Linked DNA regions of Homo sapiens: region 1 is linked to region 2. Evidence: read pairs that join two places in POLR2A ChIA-PET (ENCODE). Cell type or tissue: PC-9. All regions are shown on one strand. Links, peaks and the distances in the headings refer to the core of each region. The heading gives the core; the rest is flanking DNA.

Evidence for each region. Peaks named below come from ENCODE experiments on the same cell type or tissue, not always from the same donor. Only the 100,000 strongest peaks of a DNase experiment are listed, where the experiment ranks them.
Region 1: POLR2A ChIA-PET joins it to region 2 with 6 read pairs; 14 of 35 experiments call an interaction of 5 or more read pairs at or near these places.

What each region holds. Positions count from the first base shown.
Region 1 is chr1:225,808,761-225,818,674 of GRCh38, forward strand. It overlaps EPHX1 (epoxide hydrolase 1), which reads left to right and starts at 1,364. Exons shown (of 9, transcript NM_001136018.4): 1 at 1,364-1,409. RefSeq lists a silencer at 1,322-1,541 and enhancers at 8,217-9,044, 9,045-9,871. In PC-9, for the core only: no CTCF peak of the experiment used is centred there; a DNase peak (open chromatin) is centred at 4,881; H3K4me3 peaks cover 1,081 bases; H3K27ac peaks cover 2,500 bases.
Region 2 is chr1:225,871,090-225,881,003 of GRCh38, forward strand. It overlaps TMEM63A (transmembrane protein 63A), which reads right to left. Exons shown (of 25, transcript NM_014698.3): 2 at 8,131-8,321; 3 at 6,306-6,505; 4 at 3,199-3,278; 5 at 898-964; 6 at 1-24. The coding sequence starts at 6,491. Among named protein-coding and RNA genes, the nearest start is that of TMEM63A, 6.3 kb to the right of the region's middle. RefSeq lists an enhancer at 8,897-9,847. In PC-9, for the core only: no CTCF peak of the experiment used is centred there; DNase peaks (open chromatin) are centred at 4,512 and 4,912; H3K4me3 peaks cover 652 bases; H3K27ac peaks cover 2,500 bases.

The DNA of each region.
Region 1 (9,914 bases), core at 3,843-6,342, 62 kb before region 2:
AGAGCTTCTGTGTGAACTATTTGGAGGGGAGGGGAAAGAACTCTCCCAGACTGCAGGTTCTGAAAGGAATACAGAGATGTCAGAGACTGCAGTTGCAAGAGAAAGCTTTTATAGGAGGGTGTAGAATTAAAGGACAAGAGGACTCTACATGTGGATGGAGGAGGGCACCCTGTCCGGCAGTACTGCAAGAGCAAAAGTTTGGAGGTGGGAGTGAGGTGAGTGCGTCTGCCGGCCAGAATTCTTGGGCCAGGGTGAGCAGAAAGGTTGGAGGCCAAGGGAAGGTGGGTGGTGGTGAACCTTATCCTGAAGTGTGCAAGGTGACAGTCAGAAGCTTAGAACTCCAGCCACGGGCCCTGCATGTGGCCTCCTAGCTGTAGTCTGTCCACCGAGATCGTGAGGATGCTGGTGGTTGAAAGAACTGCACCTCTGAGCAGGTGAAGAGAGAAGCTAAGGAGGGGTGATGGCAGAGGCGATGGGACAGGCTTTCTAACGATGAGGGGCTGGGGATCAACGCTCTCACGGAAGCTAAAAGAGCCCCAGCAACCACCCGCCTGGGCCCTGAGCTCTCTCCAAAGCGGGAGGGGATTCACTAAGAGGTTGCTCCCCTGGCATTGAACTCAGCATCCTATACTGGTCCTCACCATGAAGACCCCCAAGAGTGCTTCAGACCATTGCTTCTCACATTCTCTGTATAAAGACACTAATTTGTTTTTAGATTTCCAAGCATGTCACGGACCAATATGTTTGTTAAATATACTAAGAATGAATTGCTAGAAAGATGAAATTAAAAAGACATACACCGCCAGGTGCAGTGGCTCACGCCCATAATCTCACCACTTTGGGAGGCGGAGGTAGGTGCATCGCTTGAGCCCAGGAGTTCAAGATCAGCCTAGGCAACAAAGTGAGACCCCCGTATCTACAAAACTTAAAAAATTAGCCAGGTGTGGTGGCGCAGTCTGTAGTCCCAGCTATTCTGGAGGCCGAAGTGGGAGGATCGCTTGAGGCTGCAGTGAGCCGAGATCGCACCACTGCACTCCAGCCTGGGTGATAGAGTGAGACTCTGTCTCCAAAAAAAAAAAGGACATACATCATGCAAGTTTGGATTTTTGTTTTTAGATTCAACTGACGAAGTTACGGGATCAAACTGCTGTAGGAGCTGCCAAACGCTTCTCTCCATTTCTGGCCGCGGGGCCGCGGACCGCCCTTTAAGTAGCCCGTTTTATCCCTGGCAGAGGTGGAGCCTTAGGCAGGCCTAGAGACTTTCCCGGGTCCTCCAGGCCGGGGAACGCCCCGCTCGGAGGCCGGGCTTGGGCGGAGACTGCGCCGGGGCTGCTGAAAACTAGCCGAGGAGAGCCAGGGAGCCGGAGAGATCGCGCGCCTGCCGCCGCCGGAGCCTGCGAGCCGAGACCGTAAGCGCCCGGGGCCGGCCGGGCCCGCACTCCCCGGACGCAGACGCGGTTCGGGCTCCGCGCGGGCTCGGCCGCCGGGGTGGGCGGCGGGCCGGGGCGCCGAGGGGTCGGGGCTGCGGTCGGCCCGCAGGGGTGCAGAGGGACTTGTAGTTGGTCCGCCCCCAGCTCCTGCCCCGGCCAGGAGACTGCGCGTGCCGCCTACTGGGGGAAGGAGCCTGCAGGCGACCGCGGACTTCTCGCAGGGAATTCCGCGTCCCAGACTGTGGGCGGACGCCGCAGGGAGGGAGGCTCGCGACCCCGAGAGCGCACCGCGTCCCCTGGCCTGGGCGAGCTCTGCTTCCAGGGCCGTGGCTCGCTCGGCGGTGAAATGCACTTAATTTGTCACCCAAGTCGGAACACTGATTTTCATGCGCGTCCGTGTGAAGAGACCACCAAACAGGCTTTGTGTGAGCAACATGGCTGTTTATTTCACCTGGGTGCAGGCGGGCTGAGTCCGAAAAGAGTCAGCCAAGGGAGATAGGGGTGGGGCCGTTTTATAGGATTTGGGTAGGTAAAGGAAAATTACAGTCAAAGGGGGGTTCTCTGGCGGGCAGAGTGGGGGGGGTCACAAGGTGCTCAGTAGGGGAGCTTTTGAGCCAGGATGAGCCAGGAGAAGGAATTTCACAAGACAATGTCATCAGTTAAGGCAGGAACAGGTCATTTTCACTTTTGTGGTGGAATGACATCAGTTAAGGCAGGAACCGGCCATCTGGATGTGTAGGTGCAGGCCACAGGGGATATGATGGCTTAGCTTCGGCTCAGAGGCCTGACACTGATCACACCTTTTAGTTGAAATGCGCTTTCATCTCCATCTGCTGCCGCAGCCGCCGCCCGGCACCCCCTCGCTCTGGTCTCGGGATTGAAGGCCAGCCCTCTCCTCTTGTAGAACAGGAAACTTGCCCGGGAGTTCACCTTGTAGTTGAAGCCAGGGAATGTGGTCAACCTGAGCAAAAGCGCCGCGGAGACCGAGTGGCCGCCTGCCTCCCTCCCTGGCAGATGTCGGTTTTCTCTGAGCTTCTGGCTCCTTCCTTGCCCTGGCGGCTCCCGAGATCTTGGAGGTGGGGTGCCTAGCAATGTTGTAATCCTAATTTTGACTTTTTTTTCTTAAAGTTGAATGCCCCCTCCATAGCCCACCTCCCATTGTTTAAACTTCAGGTTCCGCAAAGCCTGGATCCGCCCCTACAGGCAACACTCGTTGTCCTGGAAGTTCTGTGAGGGCTCAGCTTGTGGCTGGAGGTGGGAGGTGAGGGGGACCCATGCACTTGGCAGGCCCGCTTCCAGGACAGCCCTTTGCTGGGATTGATGAGCTGTTGGTGGAAAATTGTTGAGGACCTTGGGGTTGGTGGCTGTTTCGGTACCACTGTGCAGCCTCCTCTGCATCCAGCATAATTTAAAATAAACATTTTCAGGAAGCCACACTTCTCCAGAAAGTAACATTGTTTTCTGGTGTAACGGTTGCCTCCTTCAGGGAGCTAGGTTTGGGGGATAATAGGGGGCCTTTCACTGGCCCCACTTGGTCTGACTTAGCAGCAAAAACTCTGCGAGTGCTCTCCAAGCAGTTTTTCTTTCCCAAATTTCCACACCTAGGAGGCGCTGAGGAGGCATGGGCGGTACTTAGGAACTGCTCACTGTGGAACTGAGGCACAGCGGGGAGCATGCCCTCGTGGGATTTGCAGTTCTAGGGGCAGAGGGATAATAAACAAAATACATTTGTAAACTATAAAGTATGTTAGAAGATGATGTGTAATATGGAGATAAATAAAACTTTAAAGAGGGGAGAGGAGTGCCAGGTGGAAAGGGAAGGCCTCACTGAAGGGTGGCACTGGCATAGACCTGAAGAGTTAGGGAGCAGCCAAGCTGCTGCCTGGGGTGCAGGTGCAAAGGCTGGGGGCAGGAGTGTGCCCAGCTTGAATGGCCTGATGTTTGTGTTTGCAGAGTGTGGGTCAAGCTGATGAGTGACCTACTGGATAAACTGAACTAGCTCAGTCTGTAAGTGAGGGGACTCCTGAGCTTTCTGCGGCCTTCTTCCCAATTCCAGGAAAGGAAGGACCTTCCACAGAAAATAACTACTCAGCAAGACAGCCAGGGTGAACCTCAGCACCATCTGTGACAAGCCACATGCTCTCTGCGTGATGCCTCCTGCCTCTCAGCTGTGCCTGAAGCACACTAGCTGGCATGGACTTACGCGGCTGGGAACATCTTCAGGAAGCCCTGAATGAGGGCTCTGTGGGCAGAGGGACCTTTGCAGAAAGGGCATCTTGACCACTGCAGGAGGTGGAGTGACTCTCCTGGGGTGTCCTGGTTCCTGCCTGATGTCTTAAGCATAACTGGCATTTTCAGGGAGCCCAGGTTCACCAATGCACAGTGCCCCTCCTGTCGACCTGATACCCAGGCTTGGTGATTGCTCACCTGGCACCTTGATTCCCGTTCTGGTATCTTGGCCCAGGCCCAGACATGTGAAAGCAGGGGCTACCGAGATTCATTTCTCAGTTCTTACGCCAAGAGGTTCAACCACATGGATCACAGCTGGGTGTACCAAATAAGGGAGGACCAAGCATGAGCTGGTCACCCCTGCTGAAGAAGTAGCTCGAAGCCCACCCACTCGGGGACAGAGTGGGCACAGATGGGATAGACAGATAGTGATTCGAGGGGTGCCTAGGATCTCATACTGAAAACCCACCTCTGCTAGGGCCATAAATCCCATCAACAGCAATTCATTCCTTTGAGAGGTAATACAGTGATGTGGGAAGAGGATTGGGCTGGAAAAAAGACTTGGCTCATGTCCCAGCTCTGCCATTAATGTGTCCCCTCTCTGGACCTCATCTGTAAAATGAGGTTAGGCTCAGCGATCTGCAGGCCTTCTTGCAGCTCTGCTATGTGATGATTCTGTGGCAAAGTCTGAAGGGATTTCAGGAAAGGAATGTGTAGGAGGGAAACAGTAAGTTTTGAAGGGACTCAGTGGGCCCTGTAGCCTCTGCTGGGTCCAGTGAAGACACTTCAACTAGAGTGAAGGCCCTGGCCACAGGGTAGGGGAGGCAAAATCTTAAGAGTTCAAGAGCCCTGAGTCAAGGCAGGAGGGTCACTGCCCAGCCCAGCTGGCCCCCTGGGCTGCCTGTGTGTGGTTCTTGACCCAGACCTAGTGGCTTAGGAGCAGAGTCTCCAAGGGGCTGTGGGATAAGGTGGGGATTGCAGGAGGGAGAAGGCACCCCAGCAGTTCCCCCGTTAGGGGACCAAAGCGTTGCCAAGGATCCAGCCACACCCCTCTCCTGAGGAGGGAGGAGCTGGTGGGCGCTCCAGGAAGAGCTTCCTCTCAACAAGGAGAAAACTGCGCAATCCAATCCTCCGTTATATAACTGAGCACACGATTGTGCAAACCAAGCTCACACTGAGCAGCCTCCCCTATTGTCAAGGTTTATTTACTTTCCCAGGGGAAGTCATAGTTCATCCTTTCTCAGCAGAAAGCAGCCATTTGACTGCCACAGCCTGACCTACGGCATTCCAGGAGATGGGTTCAGAGACCTGGTGTGGAGTCCTCATGCCCACCCGCCCTGCTGTCTGTGTCTTTCCGTCTGTTGCCTGGTGGGTGGGTGTGGTTTAGTGCATGGTCCAGCCCCCGCACAGCCACACCCATTAGGCTCTCCAAGGCCTAACTGAGCAAGCTTGCAGAAGAGGGGAAAGTGTTCTTTTCTCTGAGGAGTTAAAGAGACTTCTGGAAAATTCTCCAGCTACTCCACAAACTAGGATCACAGGCCTTGTTCTTAGGTCGGGAGCAGGAGTTTTTGCTGCCTTTAGCATTTGGGAAGTTTGATGAATAGAGACTGAATTTGAATGTCTTTTTGGTACTTAAGAGCTGGATTAACTACTTCACATATCTGAGCTTCATTTTTAATTCTTTTTAAAACAGAAAAAGTGGCTGGGCAAGATGGCGCACACCTGTAATCCCAGCATTTTGGGAAGCTGAGGTGGGTGGATCACTTGAGCCCAGGAGTTCTGAGACCAGCCTGGGCAACAAAGTGAGACCTCGTCTCTATAAAGAATAAATTAGCTGGGAGTGGTGGAGCACACCTGTAATCCCAGCACTTTAGGAAGCTGAGGCAGGAGGATCTCTTGAGCCCAAGAGTTCAAGACCACCCTGGGCAACATAGCGAGACCCTGTCTCAAATAATTTTTAAAAAGAAAAACTACCTCTTCTTAAGATGGTTGTAGTATGGGAGATGGTGTGTTTAAGTCTTCCCACCCCAGTGTCACAGCTCAGGGCTTCTCTAGCCTTCCTCACAGCGGTTGGGGGTGCCCAGACACATCCTGAAGTCTAGGCCGTGTTCTGAGTGTCTCTGCCACGGGCCCGCCTGGCTGGCTTTAGTCCAGGAGCAGCCTGGACTGTGACTCTTGAAGGCTGTGGGAGGCTGGTGACCGGGAGCAGGAGGTCTCAGTGCATCCCTGAAGGGTCAGAGAGCCATGCCGTGAGAGGCCAGGAGCAGGCAGCCATTGGCCCTCCAGCCCTCACCAAAGGCCACCACCTCAGCTTGTCCTCTGGCAACTCAGCCTGGGAATTTGCTTTCCCTGTGGAACGAGAGACACTGGCCGCATTGAGGGGTGACTTTCCGGTCCTACAAAATTGTAGCCCTCTTTCTGCTAGAACTGGTGAGACTTGGCTAATTTCGGAGAGACTTTAGGAAAGTAAGAGAAATACATTGGTCCCAGTGCCAAGCCCCAAGGCCATCTTTCCAGGTATGGGTATATCCTGCAGTGATAAGAGAAGACTGACTCTTACCAGCTCTTTGGGGGAAATGAATATACTTTCCCACGTTCCAGTTTTTCTGGCTGTGGCAGGACCTGTTTGCTGCCAAGTTGTTCCTGTGGGGAAACAGCAGTGGGCCCAGCAAATGTAGCCACCAGGTCGGGGCACAGCCACCAGGTGGAAGAAGCAACCCTGCCCTCTTCCGGTTCCATGTGTGCCTCACTGAGGCAGGACTTCCAGACCCTACCAGGAAGGCTGCTATCCGGGTCATAGTGATACCCTGTCAGGACATCGTTGTTTTTGTCTTGTTTTTTTTTGAGACAGGGTCTGGCTCTGTTGTCCAGGCTGGAGTGCAGTGGCGCCATCTCAGCTGTCTGCAAACTCCGCCCCACCAGGCTCAAGCCATCCTCAGCCTCCCAAGTAGCTGGGATTACAGGCGTGCACCACCATGCCCAGCTAATTTTCTTTTTTTTTTTTTTTTTTTTTTGTAGAGACAAGGTTTCACTGTGTTGCCCAGGCTGGTCTTGAACTCCTGGGCTCAAGCGATCCACCTGCCTCAGCCTCCCAAAGTACTGGGATTACAGGCGTGAGCCACGGCACCCGGTCGAGATGGAACATCTTAATTTCAGAGTTGCCTTCAGGACTGTTGATTGAACCCCATAAATATTTTTAGTCTTTTGGGACTTTTAAACTCCTTTTTGAAACCTAAGCATTGCCACAAACAAACTAACCTTCACCACGACCAAACAACCCAGAACTCGGACCCTGGTCCTCGGGCTGCCCTACAGGAAGCACCCCTAGTCCTCTTGCTGCTCTGCTAGATGAGACGGCAGGCTCAGGTTCCTCCATGAGGCCCGGCTTTCAGTGCTCTCCTGTTACACACTGCAAGGAAGCTTCCAGATCGTGGAGCACATTGTTGAGGAAAAGACACCTTGGGGAGAAGGGGGAGGTGCAGAGTGTGGTTAATGGTGGGAAGGAACTCCGGTAAGTGTGTTATATGATCTGCTCCTATTATCCCCTGGAATAGGAGCCTCTCTCCACTCAAGTAGAGAATGCCAAGGACTGGCCCGGCATGGTGGCTCATGCCTGTAATCCCGGCACTTTGGGAGGCCAAAGCAGGCGGATCGCTTAACAGGAGTTTGAGACCAGCCTGGCCAACATGGCGAAACCCCTTTCCTACTAAAAATACAAAAATCAGCCGGGCATGGTGGTGGCAGGTGCCTGTAATCCCAGCTACTCAGGAGGCTGAGGCATGAGAATTGCTTGAATCTGGGAGGTCGAGGCTGCAGTGAGCTGAGATTGCACCATTGCACTCCAGCCTGGGCAATAAAGCAAGGCTCTGTCTTTAAAATTAAAAGAAAAAACAAGTTATTCTAACTTTTTTTAATTTTAAAAGATTAAAAAAAGAGAATGTCAAGGACTGAAATTGCATAGAGGGCAATGCTTTTTCTTTATAGGTGGTGAACTGGGTTCTGCTTGAGTTTTTTCTCTGGTAATTTAGAACCAATGGAAGCAACTCAACAGCTCTAATTTTAATTGGCAGAATGTGAGATGGAATGGGACCTCAAATGAAACTCCAGGCCAAGAGCTCATGAGCCCTGCAGCATGTGGGGCATCTCTCGGTCTTCTTGAGTTCTGTAACTTAAAGTTTGTGTGGCCTTTAAAGAGTGTGGAAGTAGCCGTCCCCTCTCCGAAGGTGCACAGGATTTGGCCAGCCCACCCGCGTGGCCTTCCCCTTCCCCTCTCCAGACCCTCCACAGCAGATGGGGCCACGGAGGCCTGGAGAAGTGGAGTCACTGACCTGAGGCTACATGGCTGGCAGGCAGCAGGGCCAGGCAGCAAAGCAGGCAGTGAGGGCCTAACTGCCCGCGGGCTGGCTCGGGGCTCCCTCAACCACATTGGCATCCCAGTGCCAATCCCAAATTGTTTTCTTTCTATCTCTCCAGACATGTAGATAGCATGGAGGTGGAGGGAATTCCCTCCCACACAGAGGGCGATATGCCCCAGAACAGCACTCCTGCCCCCAAGAAGGCTGTCTCCTGACACTTTTTACTGCTCTTTTACTCTCCCCCAGCTTTTTTTTTCCTGCTTGTAAACTGCATTTTTCCTTTCCCTTGGTTTCTGGCTCTAAGCTGTTTTCCCAGGGCTTGGCTCCGGCGCTTGCACAGAGATAAACACGGCCATTGGCCTGGTGCACAATCCCAGCTTGCCTGCATCCGGCCTCTTCCATCCTGAGTCTCCAGGGGTCCCTGGGGTTCAGGGACAATGGCTGAGGGAGAAGCTGGGAGTTCCCCCCAGGGTTTGCCTCCGTCACTCTTGGGCCAGCCAAGGGAGTGGGGCTGGGAGCTTCAGGATGGCTTTTGGGAAGCCCCTGGGAGCCCCAAGGCTTGGGTAGCTGCTGACAGGGAGTTCACAGCAGGAACGCTCCCAGGCTCCCATCCTGCGTCCGCTTGGCAGGCAGGCCAGGAATGGGAGGGAAGCCATCCGTTTTTCCCTTTCCACTGGATGTTCCCTTCGCCTTCCCCAGGGAGGAGTGATGAGGCTGGGGTGCTGGGGAGGGCAGTATGGGGGCAGGCTTGGGACCAGGCCTGCAGAAGCAGCAGACCCTCCAAGCCCACCTACCTCTCTGGCCTGGCATCTGAGGGGCAGGTCATGCCATAGTTTTTCCCTTACCCTCTCTGCCCCCACACTTTCCTCCCCAAAGTGGCAGACTTCCCCCAGGAGAAGCACTGGCTTTTCACGCTGCTGTGAGTCTCAGTCACTATTAGAGAAACACAGTCAGAGCCAGGCCTGCCCAACTGTCGCAGGGCTGGGTCCACCTCATGGCCTTTGTTCTGGAAAAATACTTGGGCATTCTGCCCTGCAATGCACTTAGCCAAGGCCGGGCACATGGCAAGTGCTGAGTCATGGCCGGCTAGCACTTTACTGCGATTTTAGGAGCACTTTCTTGTGGTGAGGTTCTGACTGCTTGCTTGGGTTGGGGGAGGGGAGTCTTTGGGCAGGCGGTAGACCTGCCCTTTACTTTGTGTGGCCGGATCTGAGTCTGACCCCATCTTTTTAGACCCAAAACCCTGATATTTGTAGTGCGCCTAGGATACTGGTTCTCCAGTCTTCTTTGGGGTCAGGGGGCGTTATAGTGCCTCATGCCACCTACTCAGCCCTCTTCCTGCATCTTATGGTCTGTCTCTACCAACTAGGCTAAGTAGGTTATATTTATTATTCCTCAAGGGGAATTCAGCTCTTCTTGTTCAAAAGTTCTGATTAATTTTCTATGCTCTCATTCAAAGAATTTTTAAATTCATTCATTCATTCAACAAATAATTAAGCTTCTACTAGAATGCCAGGCACTGAGAGTCCAGATGGGAGCCAAAGCAGACATGGTCAGTGGCCTACAGGAGCTTCCGTCCAGCTGTCAGTCACATAATCACCCTGACAAATGTGAGCTCGACGAAGGCTAGGACTGAGAGATCTGCCTTGCTGGGATAGGTCAGGAGAGGCTACCCAGAGGAGGGACAGTCAGTCTGAAATCTGAAAGGTGGATAGAAGTTAGGGAGGTGGGAAGGGGAGGGAATAGCTTTTCGACAGAGGGATTCGCCTTCATAAAGCCCCACAGTAAGACAGCATGGTGAGCACAAAACTGAAAGATCGGGGGGCAGCGTGAGATCCCAGCCCTAAAACTCTCACTTAGCTTTCAAGTAAACTGTTTCTCCATAATATTGATACCAGTA
Region 2 (9,914 bases), core at 3,282-5,781:
GGCAGTCAGCCAGGGACAGCATCCCTGGAAACGGAGAGAACAGGGATTAGCTTCCAACATTTGTGTCTTTGAGAGGCAGATGTAACCATTGTCTTTGACATTAAATAACCATTTAACCTCCTGTTGTATAAAAAACAGTGCTTTTATCCCATATTCAGCAAGCATGAGCCCAGTACTTCACAATATACACCACATGCCTGGAACTCTTGCTAAAATCTCCTGACAACTTCGTGGTCAAATCACAAAACTTAGATCAAAAGCTGATGAAAGCTCAGGGCAGCTCTGGGCAAAGTGATGTGGGCTGCTGTTTGATTGTTTACAATCACTGACCAAGAGGTGAGGCAAAAGAGAGGAAACAAGCCTAATGGATTGGACGGTCCGCTGGAGTGGGTGTTAGGGGGAAAGGGTGTCTGCAGGTTTTATTGTCCTTCACATCTCTTAAACTTAATACCCCTAAAGCTGGGCTGTTATCCAGCTAGGAAAGACAAATATTTGTTCAATAATTCATTCAACAATGACTAAACACCTACTATGCATCAGGCGCTGGGAAACAGGGCTGGAGAGGGCAGGGCTCCTGCCCACATCTGGCTCATAATCCAGCCAGCAAGTCCATAATTAACTGTCATACAAAGCCATAGGTGTAAGAGAGAGAAGTGCTGGGGAAGCCCAAGGGATTCCGTACCCCTTCCTGCCTGCAAATTCATCCAGTCTCAAGGTCCCGGGTCATCCAGCTGCCATCCCTCCTGTGGTATTTCCCAAGTTCAGGTGCCTTCGTCGATGCAGAAAAGCACTTTCTCCAGCACTTGCCGCTCAAGATCCGCCCTGCTCCCTCCCCAAAACCATGACTGCCAGTCCCCACCCCCTGGCCATGACCACAACTGGGCCTTAGATACCAACCAGCTCATTTTCAAAGTCTTGTTGACCTGAGGAGGAAGTCGATGACAATCTCTGAAATCTGGACTCGCTAGAGACACAAAAAGAAAAAAAATGACAGATAATTCTTAGAAAAAAAAAAAAGCCAAACAAGTCAAAAAGATCACATCCAGTATTTTGCTGCCTCTTGGAGCTCAGAACCAAAGCTACCAGCCCTCGATGGCTGGGACAAAATATAACTCACTCTGTGAAAGATAGAGACAAGGACAATGACCATTCCCAGGCATGGTATAAAACTCTATGTTATACGGGATGAATAGCAAGGGGTCAACACCCAGAAACCACACCACTGTGACTCGTCTAGCTAAACTGACTTCAAAGTGTTGCCTATTTATAGCATATTTCCCTATATTATCAAATAAAACTTGGAATAAATACTACATTTTATCAAATCTAAGATACCACTGGTTGTAATTTGCACAATTATTTTATGAAACACTAAAGAAAAAATGCTGCCAAATAAACTATGACCACCCATCAATAACAAGATGCCTTCCAATTTCAGAGATGAGAAAATGTCAAAACATATGTTTTAGAGTGGACAAATGATGGCACTTTATATTGTGGCATTTTAATCAGATCCTTTCTTGCGAGTACCCCCATAAAAACACCCCATGCGCTATAAATCTGAGGTGTTTGCAATACGTATATGTGACTGCTTTTCTTCTTTTTTTTTTTTTTTTTTTTTTGAGACAGAGTCTGGCTCTGTCACCCAAGCTGGAAGTGCAGTGGGGTGATCTTGGCTCACTGCAAGCTCTGCCACCCGGGTTCAAGCAATTCTCTGCCTCAGTCTCCCGAGTAGCTGGGCTTACAGGCACCCGCCACCATGCCTGGCTAATTTTTGTATTTTTAATAGAGATGGGGTTTCATCATCTTGGCCAGGCTGGTCTTGAACTCCTGACCTCATGATCCACCCCCGCCTCGGCCTCCCAAAGTGCTGGGATTATAGGTGTGAGCCAACATGCCTGGCTGTGACTCCTTTTCTCTAGTCTCCTATTCCTGGTTCTACTGCCCCCCTACTAAAGACAAAACACATGACGAAACTTAACTTTAAAAGCCTTTGCAGAGACACTGTCCCTTTTGACCTTCACCGTGACCTCATGGGGAAGAGAGGACAGAAGGAGACCGACCCTATTAAGTTTGGGGCCTTGACCAAGGTCGCACAGCCAGGGATACAGCAGGGCCCTCTGATCCCCAGGTGGTCTTTTCAACCAGAGTACATGGCCCCACTTCCAGCTGAATGTGCCGTAAAGGCATCAGATGTCCCAAAAGTTTCTCTCCAACAGTCCAAGGTCATCATCACCTCAGGCTTTAGCAAATCCCAGAGCAGGGATCACGGGGAAAGATGGTGCATTTTCAGGTACACCTCCTCTTCCCAGTTCAAAGGACCCTGCCGCACAGGCCACATGTCAGGAGGCGCCCGAGAGTGGAGGGTCTGCCAGAGCCCCTCTGGGGCTCTGGGTGGCAGCTGGGGCCAGTCCCTGAGTTTTCATCACTCACTTCCTATTACCACATCTGACACAAGATCCTGGGTGCAAACAGCCAGCTGGAGCTGGAACGTCAGGTTGTGCAGATCCAGAATTCACTGTCACCCTTCAGGCGACATGAACAGAGAATCCTGGAGCCCCACGCAGAACTGGAAGGACCTGAAGCCTGGCCGAGGGAGCCTGTGCTTTGTAACAGACTCATCCAAACCCGGCGCTGACCTGGCAGGAGGGTGGGGCAGTTCCCTGATGGCTCTGCTGCCCTTGATCCTCACTCAGCCCTGGCCCCAAGCTAATTAATTTCAAAGATGATCACTTAAAAATACTCAAGGTGAGAAAGAAAATGGGCATCCTCTTCAGAGGATGACGAAAGCCCTCAGTATCTAAAGCAACCAGTCTGAAGCCAACAAGGTTCATAGCCTTGGCCCAACAGAAGCCCTGAGGGAGCTGAGCATCTGAGCCTGGGTTTTTGTTTTTGTTTTTTGTTTTGTGAGCACAATGAGGGTAGCGAGGCTGACCTCATGGGTCTGTGGTGAAGAGCAAAGAGAACAGCTATTGGTACAGGCCAGGTAGATACACTTAATGAACACAATCTCATAGCAGTGTCATGTGTGGGTCCTGCCCACATGGAGGGCTTCATAAGCCCCTAGCCCATTCCAGGGACACACACACACACACTATACACACATATATGCACACACGCACATATACACACTCACGCACATATACACACTCACACGTACGCACACGCATGCTCACAGCCTAGGCGATATGTCTTTACCTGTCTGCTTCTGACACCAGGGCAATGCGGCCATAGTCCCAGAATCTTCTTCTTATAATAGAAAACACCAAGATTAAGAACTAAAAACAGAAAAGAAACCAAGTAAAAGCATATTGGATGGCTTCTCATTAGAAGACACAGCGGTCTCAGGGGTAAAGCCCACCTGCCCGCACTCAGCAGGGCTAGAAGGAAAACACCCAGGCCCAGAGAGGGCACTGAAGTGCCCAAGGCCATGCAGCTCAGTAGCCCGGATGCTTTGCTCACCCCCTTCACCAGGCTCCTGTCACCTGTGCCCACGCCACCAAGGCTGCCAGCGCTGACGCCAAGCTTGCCTGGAGCCTGCCTAGTTCTGCACGTCAGCCCTGTCTCTTGCTCTCAAGGCAGCGGTAACACCACAAGGCCCAGTCTCGGGCCCTGCTCTGCCTTCAGTGGCCCCGAGCAGGAGGGTAAGGTCTGGCCCCAGAGCAGCCCCAGGAACCAGCATCCTTCTTCACTTTACAGAAAATTTTTTTCTTTCGGCTCACTGCAACTTCCCCTCCCGGGTTCAAGCAATTCTTGTGCCTCAGCCTCCAGAGTAGCTGGGACTACAGGTGCCCGCCACCACACCCAGCTAATTTTTGTATTTTAGTAGAGACAGGGTTTCACCATATTGGTCAGGCTGGTCTCGAACTCCTGACCTCAGGTGATCCACCTGCCTCAGCCTCCCAAAGTGCTGGGATTACAGGCGTGAGCCACCATGCTGGCCAGAAAATTTCATTTTAAATTACAGAACCAAGGTAGCAGAGCCTCCTCAGGCTGAGCCAGAAACGGTCAGTTTTTTCCTCTGAGTTTGATTCCCCTGAAGGCAGGCCCCGCAGGCCCTGCAATCCCCCAGCAGAGAGCATGCATGCAGGCAGCAAGGCACCACGAGAACCTGTGCTCGGGCTGGCTTGGCCTCCGTAAGCTGGGACACCTCAGCAAGCTTGTGTCCAATGGCAACCTCAGGGCTGGACTAAGCCGCTTAGCTCTAGACATCTGTACACTCTAGACTGTCCTCACTCCCCACAGTCCACCTTGGCAGGCTCCATGCCATGTTCCTGCCTCTCTTCCCTCCCTAGACAGGGTCCCTCTCTTTGAGGTTCAGGGAGGTAGAGAAATACATCTTAGTAAGCACATCCCTGCCTGCTCTGATCAGAAACGGGGGTTTTGAAGGTAGGCTTTGTTTTCCTAAAGGAAATCCAGAAGACCTGAACCCCAGAGGCACTGAGTTCTCGTGGAATTTTCTTCAGGTGAATCAGGAAGTTGGTGACATATTTTCAAAGGCAGGTGAGTCATGTTGTAGGAAAACCACGAAACCTGCTCAGCAGGTGCCTGCCCTCTCTGTCCACAGCGGCTGCCGCCCTGGCCTGTGCAGTGCAGACACTTCCCACAAACCCATGCTCTCCAGGGCCCTCTGGCTCTTATGTGTCCCCCCTCCCCCACCCCCAAAACTTACTGCAATAAAAATCCACCCCTGGCCGGGCACCATGGCTCACTCCTGTAATCCCAGCACTTTGGGAGGCCAAGGCTGGTGAATCGCTTGAGCTCAGGAGTTTGAGACCAGCCTAGGCAACATGGTGTGAAATCCCATCTCTACCAAAAATACAAAAATAACCCAGACACGGTGGCATGTGCTTGTAGTCCCAGCTATGCAGGAGGCTGAGGTGGGAGGATTGCTTGAGCCCAGGAGGAGGAAGTCGCAGTGAATTGTGATTATGCCACTGTACTTCAGCCTGGGTGACAGTGAGACCTTGTCTCAAAAAAAAAAAAAAAAAAAAAAAAAAAAAAAAAAAAAATTCACCTTCAGCAGCACAATAGAGGGTGACTCTCTTCTCAGCCAACACTGTTGCAACAATACCCACCCAGCCCAGCTAGGGTCCCTGCCCAGGTCCCCCTCTCTGTACTCCTCACCTTGGCCAAACTCTCCCCACCCTGAAGACCCAAGGCCACCCTCCTCTAATCCCACCAATTCTGAAATCCACCCCCACACCCCTGCCCACTCCTCCTTGCTACCCTAAGCCACCCTCCCCATGTTCCCCACCCGAGCCTAGTCTCCAGCTCCAAGCAGTCCAAGGATGTTTACTCCATCAGAGCCATCTGCCCCCTTCACTCAGATGGTCTCTGCCACATGTTAGGAGACAGTATCAAGAGGCACTGGCCAGCCCATGGCATTTGTGAAAAGAAGGGGCACTTTAACCCCAATAAATCTCAGCCAGCCAACGTTGAGTCTGCATAAGGAAGAACAATGCCATGGGGCATCTTTGTGAACAAGGAGATCTACGTTAAAGAAAGGCCACCTGCTGAAGGTACGCTCTAAGAATCAGCTTCTAATTCTTTTTTTTGTTTTTTTGGTTTTTTTTGAGACAGCGTCTCGCTCTTGTTGCACAGGCTGGAGTGCAGTGGCGTGATCTCGGCTCATTGCAACTCTGCCTCCCAGGTTCAAGCAATTCTCCTGCCTCGGCCTCCAGAGTAGCCGGGATTACAGGCGCCGACCACCACACCCGGCTAATTTTTTGTATTTTTAGTAGAGACAGGGTTTCACCATGTTAGCCAGGCTGGTCTCGAACTCCTGACCTCAGGCAATCTACTCGCCTCAGCCTCCCAAAGTGCTGAGATTACAGGCATGAGCCACCGTACCTGGCCCAGCTTCTGATTCTTTAAAAACCCCAGGGATGCCAGAGGGGAACAGGAGGTGACACTTGGGAACTGCAGCTGCTCTATTCTAGTCCGTACTCTCCAGTCACATGTCTCAACCCCTTGAGATGACCCTTCCCAAGGGCCTTAAAGATACGACAGGCTGAGAGCTCTGCAATCACGGTAGTAATCACAGGCATAGCTATATGAGTATTCTGGCCTTATCCAAATTCCAAAATTCTCTGAGATAGGAATTATGATCTCCATTTCCGGAGCAGAAAGGGGAGGTGCACAGAAGCTAAGTAACACGCCTAAGTCACAGAGCTGGTAAGCAGCAGAGTTGAGATTTAAACCCAGCTATGTCTGACTTCTCATCTAAGTTTCCCAGAAGGCCCTGGGTGGGGCATTTAAACAAATAACTGAGGCAGTGGGACACGACTCATGAGGGCTCTCACCAGGAAGCAGCTGACGTCTATGAGCAGGACAGTGGGGATGCCACCAAAGGTGACCCCCTGGAGCACGGTGCTGTTTTTGGCCGAGTTGTAGCAATAGGAGTCGTTGGGCCGGTCCCCGAGTCCCAGCTGCTCCCTGATGGACACTGCCTTGGACTGCCACAGCTCCAGGAACGGGGAGTCCATCATCGCGCCTGTCTTCCCTGGAGCACAGGACAACAGGACAAGGCAGACGTTCAGGGCTCAAATTTCTTGCAGGTTCCCACCAGTGCTGGCAGAGCCAAAGGCAGGCGTTTCCCAGGGACTGATCGGGCAGTGAGCCAGCAGCAAGGAGTCCGGGAGAGCCAGACATTGGACCTCTGCGTGCCTGGCAGTGTCCACAGAGAATGGCTGCATTGTGGGACAATCTCAGGGGATCAGATGGTCAGAGTGGATGGCTCATCCAGGACACAGTGGGCAGATCCCCAGAGGGGGCGACATGGAGCAAAGGAGGGACAGAGTTGCTGCAGCTGCTGTCTTAAGAAGTCCTAAAGTTCCTCTAGCCTCGAGGACTCGTGTTGGGAAAGTCACTCCTGCAGAAGCCACTGGCGGATCTAGAGTACAGGCAGAGGAGAGGGAGAAAGGCACACAAAGGCAGGAAGAGGAAAACACCGGGATAAACAACCAGGGAAGAAGGGAACATCCAAGTATTCACGATGGTCCATCCACGAGCCACAGACAACACCTCACTCCCACTGCTCACAGAATGTCAGAGCTGGGACCTCAGAGATGGGTCCATCTGCTATACTTGGAAACCAAGCCTCAGAGGTTTAATAACTTGCCCCAAAGTTAAGGTTAAGGAGCTGGTCAGGGCAGAATTGAATCCCAAACCCAATATCCTGACTCTCAGATGCCACTTCTCTTTTTACTTTGCCACAGAGGAGAAAGTAAAGGGGGTGGTCTAGGGTAGGGACGGGGAGGGAGTCAGGAGTCCCAGGGCCTCCTCAGGGACCTCTGGGTCCCCTAGCTCTGCGCTTTCACACACACATACCCCTCCTGGGTACCATCAGTCTAACTGCAAGGCCCAGCATTTCCAAAGCAAACACTGCTCCAGGCTGGGTTGTTGACCTTTCCTTCCTGAGGCTCCTGGCGCCCCTGGTGAAGCTAATAGAAATCTCCAGTGTCTGTCCCCTGACACCAGAGGACCGGGAGTTAGTGTCCAAGTTCTCATGCTGTGGCTGAAGGGCCAGAACACATATTCAGCCTGGACTTGCTTAAGATCCTACCTGCCCAAATCTGGTAAATCTAGAATTCCCAGGGGATTTTTCTGCTAAGTCTGGTGCTTCTAGCTGTTACAGGGACAAAGATCTTGAGAACAAGAAGAAAAGATATAGAGAACCCAAACAGATGTTTGGATACCAGTAGTGCTGGTGAGGTGTGTATGTTGGGTAACCCCTAGGCCTAGAGTGCTGGGGACAATCACACATGGACACCTACCTACCTACCTACCTACCTACACACACACACACACACACACACACACACACACACACGAAGCACAGGAAGCATGAATGAGTGGAAAGCCCAAGAACATGGGAGCATCCCACAGACAGCCAAGTGACTTTCTCAACCTTCTAAGAGACTTGGCAATGGCTGGAGGTAGTGGGGGTTGTGATGCCAGAGTCATGGGGCTGCTGACTCTGAACAGAGTGTCACAAGAGTGACCTCTGGAACACAGATGTTCTTGGCTTCCCTTTAAAATCCCCCAGTGGCACCACCCAATGGAACACACCAGCCCAACACTTCAAGGCCACCACCTACCCCTCCTCCTTCCTGTCCCCACACTTACCAGACACTAGGGGAAGGAAGGACTGTGGATGGGCCCGTTGGAGAGGTCCTCAGTTGGAGCTGTCTCTGGCAAAGGCAAAAGCAGCCCCAGCCACCTCCCAAGCTGCCAAGGGCCAGGCGTCGGGCCTAACACTCATGTCCTGCAGGGCTTTCCTGACCAGCGAGTCCTGGGGTACCAAACTGTAGACTTTCCTGAAGGATCACAGACACCAAGCATCACATGGGAGCCACCCTTTTCCAGTGTAGGGGTCTGGATGGAAACCCTCCAGCACACACCTGTGTATGCATGCTGCCCATATGGACCTTTAGGTTCTGCCCAGTGGGCTCCCTCCTGCCTTGATCTCTCCCCAAACTCCCAGAACTGGTTCTCCATCCATCAGTGCTCCTCTGTGCGACCCTACTCCTCCTTCCTCGGCCAGCACCACCTGTGGCCCCAGCCTCTCTCCTCTTTGCCAATGGCTCAGGGACCTGCTGGGTCTAGGGGAGCAGCCCTCTCCCACAGAAACCCTGGAGGTTGTGGGCTCACGGTAGGGCCCCAAGCAAAGGACTTCACCTGGGCCCCAAGGGCCAATGCTACTGGGGAGGCTCCCCAGGGTTCCCCAAGAGCTAGAATCAGGAAAAGGGAACACAGCAGCATGAACAAGGAAGGCTTGAAATGTGAAGTGGAAAGAAAAAACATCCCCATAAAATGCTCACAGAGAGAGCATTGTCCCTGGAAAGGGGAGGGTGCTGTGGTGGTGCTGGGAGTGGCATACCCTCGCCAGTGCTGCAGAGGAGAGAGGCCTCTGCGGAGGGAAACACCTGCGGCTCCTCTTCCCCCTCCCTCCAGCCCCAGTCATGCCTCTAAGTTACTTGTCTCTTGCCAAATAGGCTTCCCAGGGTGGTTTGACAAAGTTTGATATGAACTCAGGGAGGTGGCTAGCAAATACTATCAGCCTGAGACGGAGGTAAGGTCAGGTGGCCAGTCCTGTCTGCCCTCTCCGATGAGCACCCAGGTTAGGGTAGAGCTCTGGGGACCCACAATCTCTCTCAGACCTTTCAGCTCAGTCCCAGCCTGTCCCTGCCCATTAGACACATAAAGTCCAGATCCCCCTGAAACAGCTCCGTCCCTCTGGCTCTCCATGGGACAGCTCCTCTGCATTTTCACAAACAGGCACGCTCTGAGCAGGCAGCTGGGAACACAGACACCATGGGACAGTGCTGCCAGGCTGAGGAGAAGGCAGGGGGAGGGGAGCACCCAGCTGGCAGCTGTATAGAGGAGGCCAAACCAGCAGCTAGGCACTGTGGTTGAAGTGGCACTGCCTGGCTGAGAACCCCTGGCAATATTCAGTCATCCTAGATGTATGTGAATGCCTAGCACTTACCTGTGCCTTCCAGAAATTCTCCATTCATCCCCTTATTCCTACTCAATATGCCGAGGGTAGGAAAGCCAAGAATTACTGCTGAGGCCCAAGAGCCAGAGTGGGCAGCAGGTGACTTCACGCTCCCAACCCAAAGTTCAACCCATGTGCAGGCAAGCGTCTGATTGTGGCCAGTGGGAGAGGGCTAAATCCAACAGCTGGTCTAAATTTGCCAAAGTAAACTACCTATGCTAATCCACTGCCAGTCTCCATTGGCAGCAAGGACTGGCCTGGTGGTCAACTTGACAAGCTCTAGAAATACCAGCAGAATGTTGCAGGAAGTATATGGATATTGTTCGTTCTTGCAAGAAGGCCCGTACAAATTCAGGGTAATTTTATCATCACCAAATCTTTCAATCCTGTGATGACAATAGCGAAACTACAA